2 separate regions of the Homo sapiens genome follow, and region 1 is linked to region 2. A link is a contact called in ENCODE Hi-C or POLR2A ChIA-PET data. All regions are on one chromosome and are shown on one strand. The core of a region is the stretch at or near the end of the contact, and the rest is flanking DNA. Distances in the headings are between cores, read along the strand shown. Region 1 has its middle 13 kb from the start of CBX4. Region 2 has its middle 8.3 kb from the start of CBX2.

The links. A loop is a pair of places that touch in the nucleus more often than their neighbours do. ChIA-PET counts read pairs that join two places held with the same protein, here RNA polymerase II (POLR2A). Pooled maps may share reads with other maps.
Region 1: POLR2A ChIA-PET joins it to region 2 with 25 read pairs in PC-9. The contact joins two enhancer-like sites. A Hi-C loop is called at or near these places in 3 of 168 maps with a recorded cell type or tissue (ascending aorta, cardiac septum and dorsolateral prefrontal cortex) and 8 of 50 pooled maps. POLR2A ChIA-PET finds 5 or more read pairs at or near these places in 8 of 52 experiments (CD4-positive, alpha-beta T cell, H1, HEK293T and 5 more).

What each region holds. Positions count from the first base shown.
Region 1 is chr17:79,850,334-79,853,772 of GRCh38, forward strand. No RefSeq gene overlaps it. Among named protein-coding and RNA genes, the nearest start is that of CBX4, 13 kb to the left of the region's middle. RefSeq lists an enhancer at 1-1,099. Within about 2 kb of position 1,283, at least 7 of the 41 ENCODE cell types and tissues checked have a DNase peak (open chromatin) inside an H3K27ac peak, as active enhancers do; they include PC-9, where a contact is called at or near this core.
Region 2 is chr17:79,767,982-79,771,755 of GRCh38, forward strand. No RefSeq gene overlaps it. Among named protein-coding and RNA genes, the nearest start is that of CBX2, 8.3 kb to the right of the region's middle. Within about 2 kb of position 2,255, at least 2 of the 41 ENCODE cell types and tissues checked have a DNase peak (open chromatin) inside an H3K27ac peak, as active enhancers do; they include PC-9, where a contact is called at or near this core.

The DNA of each region.
Region 1 (3,439 bases), core at 33-2,532, 81 kb after region 2:
CACTACACGCACCCTTTCTTTTCCTTTTTTTTTTTTCTTTTTTTGAGACAGAGACTCCCTCTGTCACTCAGGCTGGAGTGCAGTGGCACAGTCTTGGCTCACTGCAACCTCCGCCTCCCAGGTTCGAGCAATTCTCCTGCCTTAGCCTTCTGAGTAGCTGGGATTACAAGCGTGCACCACATGCCCAGCTAAATTTTTTTTTTTTTGTATTTTTAGTAGAGAAGGGGTTTCACCATGTTGCCCAGGCTGTTCTCGAACTCCTGGCCTCAGGTGATCTGCCCGCCTCGGCCTCCCAGAGTGCTGGGATTATAGGCATGAGCCACCACACCCAGCCCCTTTTCCTCTTCATCCCATTAAGGTTGCACCTCCCCAGGTCACCAGCAGCTGAGCAACTTACTCATGTGGGAGGAATGCCCCTGCAAGTGGGGTGCACCCCAGTGACTTGCGTGTCAGACTAGATGTGACTCATCTACTTGTCCTAGACAGCCTTGTCTTCAGCTTCGTGTGGGAGCCTCTATGGGCCTTGGGTCCTAATACCTAGTAGAGTCTCTGTTCCTCCCAGCTTGCCCCGTGAGCCACCCAGGCAGAGGTCCAGATCCACGGGGACTGACCTGACAGAACTCTTGGCCATGGCCAGTTAGGACTGTTGAGACAAGTAGGAGCTGGGGCGCTGCACACCTGCTGACTGTCCCTCTGCCATGTGGAAGCAGGAGCATGGTGTGGTAAGAGCCAGACGGACCCAGGCTTCTCCCCGCTCTCCCGCCGGCCACCGGCGTGACTCCGAGCACCAGTGTATTCATCTGCAAAGGGGAGAGGAGACTTTCTAGGCTCAACACCCTAAGAAGTCCTCTGACATCCAAGGCCCTGCCTCATGTGTCCCCGTGACCTCCTGGCTTTCTTTTCCACCCCTCTCTCCCTTATACACTCTGTTCTGGGCACACGGGCTCCTCCACTAATCCTCAAACACTGACTTGGTGTTGCCTCAGGGCCTTTGAACTGACTGTAGCCACCACTTGGAATGTTCTTTCTCCAATAACTGCATGGTTCTTTTTCACTCAAGTCTTTACTCAAATGTCATCTTTGTAATGAGCTGGCCCTGACCACCTGATCACTACGGTCCCAGCCCTGTCCCCACCAACACTCCCAATCTCCTTATTCCTGCTTACATAGCACCCTCACCTCCTTACAGACAGTATCCTCTGGATGTTGATGGTGTTTCCAGCCTGCATCTCCTGTTGGAACATAAGAGCTGCAAGCGTCGGGGCGTGTCCACACCCTTGTCCGACGTGTCCCTGGCATCTGGCACAGTGCCCAGCACGTACCTGTCAGATGAATGTTGAATTAATAGGATTTGTGTGAGGACCGAGTGAGCTCACACAGCCAGATGAAGCTGGTCCACCCGTACGGGCTGGCAAGAGCCGTTGGCCACATTCTCAGACATTTTGTGAACCCGTTGTTGAACCCAGCCATGATTACAAATTAAATGATTGGCATTTACAATTAAATTATGTAAAGAACAACAATAATAAATGCTCACTACTGACTCCTTCCTAGTGATTTCCTCAGATTCACATGTTCCCGGGTTCTTTGTGTCCCCTGTGTGTGGTGGAAAACGCCACGCAGGGGCAGCTGCTGCTGCACATCTCGGCCCAATTCTGCCTTCAGCGCTGTCCTAATGGTAGCTTGAAGCCAGCTATGGCTGGAGCTTTTACTCAACAGAAATTGGTAAACACGACAAATCGTGACTTGATTTTTTCTTTTGTTGATTGTCTATACTTTAGAAAGTGATAGAAAAAAAAAAAAGAAAGTGATGAAAAAGTGTTAATCATGCAGATTAAACTTAAAAGTGTGTCCTGTTGGCTGGGCACGATGGCTCACGCCTGCAATCCCAGCACTTTGGGAGGCCAAGGCGGGCAGATCACTTGAGGTCAGGAGTTCGAGACCAGCCTGGTCAACATGGTGAAACCCCGTCTCTACTACAAATACAAAAATTAGCCGGGTGTGGTAGCGTGGTAGCGGGCGCCTGTAATCCCAGCTACTCAGGAGGCTGAGGCAGGAGAATTGCTTGAACCCAGGAGGCGGAGGTTGCAGTGAGCCCAGATTGCACCACTGCACTCCAGCCTGGGTGACAATAGCGAGACTCCATCTCAAAAAACAAAACAAAACAAACAAAAAAGTGTGTCCTGTTTGTAGCCATTATGTTCTTTTGTTCCTTCTTTTCTTCTTCTTCTTCTTTTTTTCTTTTTTTTTTTTATACAGGGTCTCACTGTGTCACCCAGGCTGGAGGGCAGCGGCAAAATTTTGGCTCACTGTGATCTGCAACTCTCGGGCTCAAGCAATCCTCCCACCTCAGCCTCCCAATTAGCTGGGACTACAAGCGTGCACTTCCATGCCTGGCTAATATTTTTGTATTTTTTAGTACAGACGGGTTTTTGCTGTGTTGTCCAGGCTGGTCTCAAACTCCTGGGCTCAAGTGATCCAGTGGCCTCGGTCTCTCAAAGTGGTGGGACTACAGGCATGAGCCACCACACCCAGCCCATTATGTTCCTAAGAGCACAGGAATGGAGGAAGTAGTATTAAAAAACTATTCCCTGATTTATGAAAGAAGTTCCTGACATCATTATGAACGAGAAGTTTGACCTATTCCTTCGTTGTTTCACTTTCGTTTTACTGGTTAACTTAAATGAAAATACCCACAGCCATTCAAGTCAGAACCACACTCATTTATCAAAGGCAAGCCTGGGCTGGCAACTGATCCCAGAGTTTGGCAAAAAAGCAACAAAAACCTTCTGTGAATCCATCAGTATATGGAGCTTACAATGAAGAGTATCTTCTATTTTATTATTTGTTTATTTATTTTATTTTATTTTTTTGAGATGGAGTTTCCCTCTTGCTGCCCAGGCTGGAGTGCAACGGTGTGATCTCAGCTCACTGCAACCTCTGCCTGCCAGGTTCAAGTGATTCTCCCGTCTCAGCCTCCTGAGTAGCTGGGAATACCGGCATATGCCACCATGCCTGGCTAATTTTGTATTGTTAGCAGAGACGGGGTTTCTCCGTGTTGGTCAGGCTGGTCTTGAACTCCTGACCTCAGGTGATCTGCCCGCCTCGGCCTCCCAAAGTGATGGGATTACAGCCGTGAGTCACCGTGACTGGCCTATTTTATTATTTGTGAATGGCGTGCTATGCATCCTTTATATCTGTAATATTTATTTATTTATGAAAAAAAAATATTTTAAGAACGGAGTCTCGCTCTGTCGCCCAGGCTGGAGTGCAGTGGTGCGATCTTTGTTCAGGGCATCCTCCACCTCCTGGGTTCAAGCGATTCTCCTGTCTCAGCCTCCCATTAGGTGGGATTACAGGCACTCACCACCATGCCTGGCTAATTTTTTGTATTTTTAGTAGAGATAGGGTTTCACCATATTGGCCAGGCTGGTCTCAA
Region 2 (3,774 bases), core at 1,005-3,504:
TCCCCTTTATAAAAACGTCAAATCCCGTGAGATTTATTCATGATCACAAGAACAGAATGGGAAAACCCCACCCCCATGATTCAATTACCTCCCACCGGGTCCCTCCCACGGCACGTGGAGATTATGGGAGCTACAATTCAAGATGAGATTTGGCCACGCCATATCAATATTCTAAGGGCTGGTTTGCCTGATGATGGTCCTCAGAGGTGATTTAAGGATCTCTTGTGGCTACAGGGAAGGAAAAATGGTTCCATGGAGTCATACACACGGACTCAGCACAGGGCCTGGCACACAGTGGGCACCAACAAATGTAAGCCATGTAGCGCAGCACAAAGCAGGGAGGAGGTGGGGACGGATCAAGTGCTATGGGACAGACTGTGTCCCCCGCAAATCCATATGTTGAGGCCCTAACTCCCAGCAGCTCAGAAAGTGACTGCATTTGGAGAGAGGAACTTTAACAAGGTAATTAAATTAAAATAAGGCCATTGTGGTGGCCCTAACCCAACAGGACGGGTTTCCTTATGAGAAGTGGAGATGAGGGCCGGACGTGGTGGCTCGCACTTGTAATCCCAGCACTTTGGGAGGCCAAAGCGGGTGGATCACCTGAGGTCAGGAGATCGAGACCATCCTGGCCAATATGGTTAAACCCTGTCTTTACGGGTGTAGTGGCGCATGCCTGTAATCCCAGCTGCTCGGGAGGCTGAGGCAGGAGAATCACTTGAACCCGGGAGGTGGAGTTTGCAGTGAGCCAAGATCGCACCACTGCACTCCAGCCCGGGCAACCAAGCAAGACTCTGTCTTAAAAAAAAGAAGAGGATGGCCGGGCGTGATGGCTCACGCCTGTAATCCCAGCACTTTGGGAGGCCGAGGCAGGTGGATCATAAGATCAGGAGATCGAGACCATCCTAGCTAACACAGTGAAACCCCATCTCTACTAAAAACATACAAAAAAAATTAGCCGGGCATGGTGGCGGGCGCCTCTAGCCCCAGCTACTTGGGAGGCTGAGGCAGGAGAATGGTGTGAACCCGGCAGGCAAAGCTTGCAGTGAGCGGAGATCGCACCACTGCACTCCAGCCTGGGTGACAAAGCGAGACTCCATCTCAAAAAAAAAAAAAAAAAAAAGAAGAGATAAGATGAGGACACAGATGTGCACAGAGGGACAACCCTATGAGGACGCAGGGAGAAGACACCGTCTACAGCCAAGGAGAGAAGAAACCAACCCTGCCCACATCTTGATCTAAAACTTCCAGCCTCCAGAACTGTGAGAAAATTAACTTCTGGGAGCCCCTAGAAGGGCTCCCAGGGCATGGAACTTTGTTGTGGCAGCCGGAGGAAATACACGACGGGAATAGCCAGTGCCCCATCCTGCAAGTCTAGGAAATTAAGAATCTTCCACTCATTTAACACAATCCAAGCAGTGCTAGGCTCAGTGGCTGCTAAACTGTTTTCTGATCTTGCCCTCTGGAGAGGGTACAAATGACCCCCAAAGTGGCCACAAATTCTTCCAGATCCTGTATGGTCACTCATTTGCTACTCCTCTGGTCAAGAGGTTGGAGTTTACCTCACATGGCTTCCATGCAACTTGCTGTGGCCCCTGGGACGTCAGCAAACATGGGACCCCAGCTTCCATTGGAACCACCGAAGAAAGGATCCACGCTGGCCTGCTGCAGACAGACAGCCCCGCCAACAACCAGCACCAAGCACCAGCCACGCAAGAAAGGCCATCCCAGGCCATCCAGCCCCAGCCAAGCCGAAGCCATGTGAGTGACGCCGGCATGACCAGCAGGAGCACTGAGGAGCTGAGCCCAAGGATGATCCGTCAGGCTAAGGTGTTCTCCCCGGCTAGGCCACAGCCCCCAGGTACTCAGGCAAACGCAAATCCAGTCGCTGCTGTGACTTGAGGTGAAGGAGCTTACCCCGAATAATCTGGGTGGGTCTGATCAATTCATTGAAAAGAAGCAACTCCGCCTGTGGACCGCAGCGCCAGCTCCTGTCTGAGTCGCCCCGGCTGCCTCTGAGGAAGGCTTGCTCTGCAGTTTGGGACTCGCCTCACCAGACCCCACCATCACATCAGCCAGTGCCTTCAGTAAATCTCTTTGAATGCTGATATTTCTATCTATTGGCTGTTTCTCTGGAGCACCCCGTGGTCTAGGTTGGGCTGGGGGTTCTGCTAGTACTTTTGTCATTCCCTTTGCTTTCCTGTGGCTGGAGACTGTGCTTTGTCATCGTTGCTGGCCCAGTTCCTGCCCGCCCTTCTCCTCCAGGGCATCCTACAAATGTCCTGTGCCACCACCTCTCATAGCGCTGCCAGGAGCAGTGTGAGAAGGACTCATGACCACGCCTCAATCCTGAATTCCCCTCGCCCGTTCCTCTCTGGATGCAATCTCACTACTTTGTCTTACTTCCCCTGCTTCAGAGGGCTGAGATTCGCCATCCTGGGGGGCACATGTCCCCATAAGCAGCATTCACACAGGACAGGGGCCTCTAAAGGCAGTGACCGCAGGATGCAACTTGTACTGAACCCAAAGAAATATGAATGTGAGGCCGGGCACAGTGGCTCATGCCTGTAGTCCCAGCACTTTGGGAGGCCGAGGTGGGAGGATCACTTGAGGTCAGGAGTTTGAGAGCAGCCTGGCCAACGTGGTGAAACTCCATTACTAAAAATATAAAAATTAGCTGGGCGTGGTGGTGTACGCTTGTAATCCCAGCTACTCGGGAGGCTGAGGCAGGAGAATCACTTGAACCCAGGAGGCAGAGGTTGCAGTGAGCTGAGCTAGCACCACTGCACTCCAGCCTGGGCGACCGAGCTAGACTCCATCTCAAAAAAAAAAAAAAAAAAAGAAAAGAAAAAGAAATATGGGGAGGGATAGCTTTAGGAGATATACCTAATGCTAAATGACGAGTTAATGGGTGCAGCACACCAGCATGGCACATGTATACATATGTAACTAACCTGCACATTGTGCACATGTACCCTAAAACTTAAAGTATAATAATAATAATAAAAAAAAAAGAAATATGAATGTGAGGTCAGTGGCAGCCTTTCCTGCTGATGCAGCAGGGACATGGAAAGTACAAGGTTTCAGCTTCAAGGAGGAATATCCTATAAACGTGCCTCAAAAGACAGTAGCCATCCCTGCCAGCATCAGGAGCCCATTCTTTCCAAATACACAGAGTCCAGCGAGGACACGCCAGGCCATAGGAGCTGAGGCTGCCAAAAACGCTTCTGTGCCTTGTGAGTTAAATTAACATCATTTCGGTGCACAGTGGCTCACACCTGCAACCCCAGCCCTCTGGGAGGTGAAGGCAGGAGGATCTCTTGAGCCCGGGAGTTCAAGACCAGCCTGGGCAACACAGTAAGACCCCCAATTTCTATAAAAATAAAAATAGTAGCCAGGTCTCGTGGCACACCTCTTGTAACCCCAGCTACCTTGGAGACTGAGGCAAGAGGATCACATGAGTCCAGGAGGTCAAGGCTGTGGTGAGCTATGATCACACTACTGCACTCCAACCTGGGCAACAGAGCAAGATCCTGTCTCCAAAAAAAAAAAAAAATTAGCATCATGGCTGGGTGCAGTGACTCACGCCTGTAATCCCAGCACTTTGAGAGGCCAAGGCGGGTGGATCATCTGAGCTCAGGAGTTCGGGACCAGCCTGGCCAACATGGCAAGACCCCGTCTGTACTAAAAAATATAAAAATTAGCCAGGCATGGTGGCGCGTGCCTGTAATCCCAGATATTCGGGAGGCTGAGGCAGAAGAATCACTGGAACCT